Linked DNA regions of Homo sapiens: region 1 is linked to region 2. A link is a loop called in an ENCODE intact Hi-C map of the cell type or tissue named here. Cell type or tissue: B cell. All regions are shown on one strand. Each heading gives the region's core, and the rest is flanking DNA. Links, peaks and the distances in the headings are about the cores only. Region 1 has its middle 41 kb from the start of NFAM1. Region 2 overlaps TCF20 (transcription factor 20).

What was found. Peaks named below come from ENCODE experiments on the same cell type or tissue, not always from the same donor. Only the 100,000 strongest peaks of a DNase experiment are listed, where the experiment ranks them.
Region 1: a loop joins it to region 2, with 32 times the contacts of the local background. A loop is called at or near these places in 10 of 110 quality-filtered maps.

What each region holds. Positions count from the first base shown.
Region 1 is chr22:42,472,327-42,475,233 of GRCh38, reverse strand. No RefSeq gene overlaps it. Among named protein-coding and RNA genes, the nearest start is that of NFAM1, 41 kb to the right of the region's middle. In B cell, for the core only: CTCF peaks have their summits at 1,307 and 1,506; a DNase peak (open chromatin) is centred at 1,523.
Region 2 is chr22:42,167,998-42,170,904 of GRCh38, reverse strand. It overlaps TCF20 (transcription factor 20), which reads left to right. Exons shown (of 6, transcript NM_001378418.1): 4 at 1,009-1,058; 5 at 2,169-2,296. The coding sequence ends at 2,252. Among named protein-coding and RNA genes, the nearest start is that of CYP2D6, 39 kb to the right of the region's middle. In B cell, for the core only: CTCF peaks have their summits at 1,564 and 1,764 (motif pointing left); a DNase peak (open chromatin) is centred at 1,754.

The DNA.
Region 1 (2,907 bases), core at 305-2,804, 300 kb before region 2:
AGATAGTGCAGGTGCACTGGTTTTCTCTCCCAGCCTAGGTCATCATAATTAGTGTGATTTCCATGCCATTGTCAAACACAAGCTTGATTCTGTGTGTGAGATGGCTGTGTTTTAACAATGTGTGATTCTTGTAGATTTGTTCACGAAGTTGTTTGAGATCTGGCTGTAAGACACAGGCAATTGTTACCCATTCATAAGGTCACTTTTTCTTTTTTTTTTTGAGACAGAGTCTCACTCTATTGGAGTGACTGGTGCGATCTCGGCTCACTGCAACCTCCACTTCCTGGGTTCAAGTGATTCTCCTGCGTCAGCCTCCAGAGTAGCTGGGATTACAGTTGTGCACCACCACACCTGGCTAATTTTTGTATTATTAGTAGAGATGGGGTTTCACCGTGTTGGTCATACTGGTCTCGAACTCCTGACCTCAGGTGATCCACCTGCCTCGGCCTCCCACAGTGCTGGAATTACAGATGTGAACCACCACGCCCAGCCCCAGTCACCTTTTAAATTTACTGAATAGACTGATTCATCCTTCTAAGAGAAGGGATAGCCAGGTGCAGTGGCTCACACCTGTAATCCCAGCACTTTGGGAGTCTGAAGTGGGTGGATCTCTTGAGCCCAGGAGTTTGAGACCAGCCTGGGCAACATGGTGAAATCCTGTCTCTACAAAAAATTAGCTGGACGTGGCTGGGCGCGGTGGCTCACGCCTGTAATCCCAGCACTTTGGGAGGCTGAGGAGGGCAGATCACGAGGTTAGGAGATCAAGACCATCCTGGCTAACACGGTGAAACCCCATCTCCACTAAAAAAAAAAAAAATACAAAAAATTAGCTGGGCATGGTGGCAGGCACCTGTAGTCCCAGCTACTCGGGAGGCTGAGGCAGGAGAATGGCGTGAACCCAGGAGGCAGAGCTTGCAGTGAGCCGAGATATAGCCACTGCACTCCAGCCTGGGTGATAGAGCAAGACTCCGGCTCAAAAAAAAAAAAAAAATTAGCTGGACGTGGTGGTGCATGCCTGTAGTCCCAGCTTCTCGGGAGGCTGAGGCAGGAGGATTCACACCCAGGAGGCGGAGGTTGCAGTGAGCTGAGATCGTGTCACTACACTCCAGTCTGGGTGACAGCACGCAACTCTGTCTCAAAAATAAATAAATAAATAAATAAATAAATAAATAAATAAATAATAAATAAATAAATAAAAATGGTAACCCTAGTTTGCATAATGGTTTTGAGCTATGAACCTAGACTTAAAGGGAATACATTGAATAAATCGAATGACCATGGAGAATTAGATGAGACCTGTTGTAACCAAGTGACTTGTTTTCTTATTTTGTGTATTTGGGTCTCAACTTCCCCAAAGAAATTTATCCAGGTGTGGCATGTAGTATTAGCAATAGCACAGACATTTCCTTATCCAACCAATAAATAATATAGAGCAAATTCATCATCTAGTATCCCACAACTGGGATGCATTAAAGCCGAGTGAACAACAGTTCTATTAGGGATGTTGCCAAAGTTACCCACTAGGTGGCCTAAAGGATCTCTTAGGTCAGGTTCTGTCAAGTTACCAGCAGAAGCTACTGATTGGGAAGTTTCAGTTGCATCATTATCCTGCCAAGTGGAAAAAATTGGCATAAGCAGGGAAGAATTAAGAGGGACAAGAGGCTCATGATGGGGACTCTTGTTCTGTTGTCTTGGGAAAAGCCACCCACAGCATGAAGCCATCAACTGCTTGTCCTGGTTTACAGTTAGACTGTCTCTGCTCATGGCATGAGGCAGTCCAGTGAACTTTCTATATGGTCCATAGATCACACACAAGACTCATCCCTTAAAATTCATTTAGTTTCAGCTTATAGTGCCTTAGGAACAGAGCAATTCCCATTCTTAGTATTCTATGGAAGAAAGTTGGATTGGAGGAACCAAAAATAATTTAGGGTCAGGTGGGTACGGTGGCTCACGCCTGTAATCCCAGCATCCCGTGCACGCCTCAACCAGGGTAAAAATCTTTATGCTGTATGCAGGCAGATGTGCACAGAAATAGAACTAAAAATGGTCTATAACTGATTCCCTTGAGCTCGCAAGTCCCCACTCTTGCTCACGGCAAAAGAGAGAAAGGAAATAACACCAGGAACATGCTCATCAGAGCTAACTCAGCCTCTTCAGTCTTCCAAAACTCCCTTCCTCATTAACGCGTCAAGATTAAAGTTCAAGTTCAGGTTCAAGTTCCGATCAAGTGTCTCTCCCTGCTCCTTTCTGAGATGCTGCTAGGGTGCGGGGTAACTAGGGCACCCTCCTGGCTCCTGCCTCTCAGCCATGGCCAGGGCGGTTCCTGGACCTTCCGTCCTGGTGTCCACGAGGCGATACCATCATGCATTATTCTCAACCTCCAGCCCAGGGCTCCCAGCCTGGCCTCTGTACCCCAATCTCAGTCTTTTGATTCATCAGGGCCTGGGCTGCTTTTCCCACTCCACACTAGAGAGTGTAGGCTGGGTGTAGCCTCACACTAGATCTGTGAGGCTGCCTTCCAGGCCACTGTCCTAGACCCTTTCCTGGCCATTTCCAAAGCATGCCTGAGCAGCCCCTGTCGTTCTGCTGCCATGCTCACCGCAGGCCTTGCTACCACTGTGTTAACCCCGAGGAGGGAATCAGGACGCTGACATCTGATCTCCTGTGTCTTCCTACTGATGGGAACTTCCCTAAGTCACACCTTCAGACCCTGTGCACTGCTTATAATCCAAGTCCAGGATTCTGTTATTTACGTCTTAAAGCAGAGCCTTTGGAATTTAGAAAATCTCTTTTTTCTCTGAAAGCTCAGTTTCAAGACTACCGAATCACATGCACTTGGAGTCAGTCTTAATACTTAAAAGTGAAAGCGTCTTTCTTTCTCATCACCTACCTACTATGAAAATC
Region 2 (2,907 bases), core at 212-2,711:
CCACCTTTCTGTCTCAGACACCTGGGCATTCTCTGTACAGAGAAGAAAATACGCGTCTAGATTTTAAAGTGTTTTTACAAGGAGGCTTTGGCTTGAGCCTGAGAAATGGGGTTAGCCTAGAATCAAGGATTTTTAAAATAGCATTTATTGGTGATATCGTGGGAATATAGAAAAGATAAAATTTAAATCAGCTGTATCTTCTTACCCAAAGAGAATTATTGTTACATATTCATAGATTTCCTTTCAGTCTTTTTTTTTTTTTTTTTTTTTTTTTTTTTGAGACGGAGTCTCGCTCTGTCACCAGGCTGGAGTGCAGTGGTGTGATCTCGGCTCACTGCAACCTCCGACTCTCTGGTTCAAGTGATTCTCCTGCCTCAGCCTCCCAAGTAGTTTTTTTTTTTTTTAAGACAGTTTTGCTTGCCTAGGCTATAGTGCAGTGATGTGATAGTAGCTTACTGCAGTCTGAACTCCTGGGCTCAAGCAGTCTTCTCACCTCAGCCTCCCAAGTAGCTGGGACTATAGGCAAGTGCCATCACACCCAGCCTTTCAGTATTTTTTTTTTTTTTTTTAATAGTGACAGGATCTCACTGTGTTGCCCAAGCTGGTCTTGACTCTTGGATTCAAGTGATCTTTCTGCCTCGGCCTCCCAAAGTGCTGGGATTACAGGTGTGAGCCATGGTACCCAGCCCCAAGTCTTTTTTTAATGCGTAGAAACATTTTAATAAAATTAGCACATTTATACATTTGTACATCCTGGTTTTTTCAAGCAGTTTTGTTTCATGGGTGTTTTCCATACCATTAACTCTTTTCAAATGTTAATTTTTAAGTGACCGATATCCATCATGTTAAGGTATCATAGCTTACTTGGGTTGTCTCTAATGTTTTCCTATTAGAAGTAAGTGTAGCGACCTGCTACCTTTATGTCTGACCCTGTCAATCCCAGCCAGCATGACCACACCTATGTCCAGCTGTGAAGTCTCCATCTGACTGTCCCCTTCTGTCTTCCAGATTGTTTGCTACATGAGGAGAACTTCTCGGTGAGGTGCCCTAAGCACAAGGTGAGTCAGAGGCCCCAAGAGCTACCAGCAGGGATGGGATCGAGGGTGGCTCCTCCTGAAAGACCTGAAGACCAGGTGTTGGTGGGCCTCACCCACACCTGTCCCCACCTGTGCCTCCGGCTGTTAGTCCCCTCCTGGCCCTGGGAGGGTGGAGGGGCATGATGCTGAAGGGAGACCCGTGGCATGGGGGCCAGCACTCGGAGTATTATGAGGATCCCAGGAGAAATGTGTTTTGGGAGAGGGGGTGTTTGTCTGTTCATTAAGAGAGGTGAGAATATCTAACTCGATCAAGCCACTGATTTCCACTTGAGGTGAATAGAACCCCAATTCACAGGTTGGCGTTTGGTAAGTCTGGTTCTAGGCCTTGAGGCCTGTGCAAAGGCATCTTCCCAGACTAGAAGTCGAGCTGACCACAAGGCTCTGGGGAAGCTCAGTCTCTTCCAGGTTGTGCTTCTGCAGAAGCAGCCTGATGCACAGTGGATGGGCTGTCTCGGGCTCCACTTCCCAGTTTATTTAGGAGGTGGTCTCGTGGTCGCTTCCTTTAGGAAAGGGTGGGAGGTAAGGGGTGAATGGTCTGTTTGTGGATACCACATATGTGTGTGGGGAGGGTGTATATGGAGAAGGAGCCCCAAGAAAGGATCAGAACGGAGACCACTGCCACCTGATGTTTCCTGCAGGGGCTGCACTGTGTCTCTGGCTGAGGTCACACTGACACCTGGTGGTCACTGGTCACTCGCAGTCTTAAATCTAGTAGGGCCGAAAGTACTAGAAGGAGGTTGTCCAGAGAGGTCTGCCCTCAAAATGCTCCTGAAAGATGCTTGCTTATGCTTTTCTTTAAAAATTATTTCTGGGGAAGGGCGGGGAGTGGTCACAGGATCTTATATTCTCTTTATTTTTACTTAATTTGCATGTTATTTTTAGAACTCCCCTTTTTAAGGGTCACATTTTGCCTCAGAAAACCCTGTCTGAATGTCTCCTGTTTGTCGGTCAGGACTGACTCTGCCTTTTCTTTCCTTTTCCATGTGCCACTCCTGTCCTCCCTTTGCCCTCCCTGATTTCTGCACTGTCCTCTCCCACCTGTCTGTCTCCTCTTGGTTTTGCCCGTGTCAGCCTCCCCTTCCGTGCCCTCTCCCCCCCTTGCAGAACAAGACCGCGAAAGGCAGCCTCAGCACAGAGCAGTCGGAGCGGGGGTGAGGGGGGCAGTGTGCTCGTGGGAATGGAAAGGACAGCAAGCACAGGTGAGTCGGGGCCACCGGGCTCCCTGCATCCTGCCCGGCTCCCAGCAGGCGTCGTTGCCTCTGCCCTCCTGCTCGCTCTATGCTCTGCCACCAGCATTTCATCCTGTGGATGACAACGCCAGGTGGATGCAGTGTTCTTCCATTGGTTACTTAGCTCCCCAGATTATCTGTGGAAAGGAGTGGGGGCTTCTAAACTGTCCACTGCCAATGGGGTGCAGGGTGACTGTTCCTGAAGGCAGCCCTTCAGGGCACAGCTGGCCAGGGGTGGCCTTGTGAGTGGACACAACAGGCTTTTAGGTCTCTTTCTTGGGCAGGGCATCTCTTGCCAGTAGCCCCTGCTCTTTCCCCCGTCTCAGAAAGGGTTCCAGTCAAAGGTCTCTTCTTTTTAATTTACTACATTTCTGTAAAGCTTATGGTGTGTTTTCCTTTGAAAACAACAGAACTCTTGGGTTTTGTTATTAGAAATCTTTTTTTTCCAGTATTATGAAGGATTCCTTTTTGCAGAAGTACAAAGGAAAGAAAAATCCTCAAAGATTTAGTAGACTCTAGCATCTGATTTAATTTTACTCTTAAAAATCTCGAGGCTGGGCATGGTGGCTCATACCTGTAAT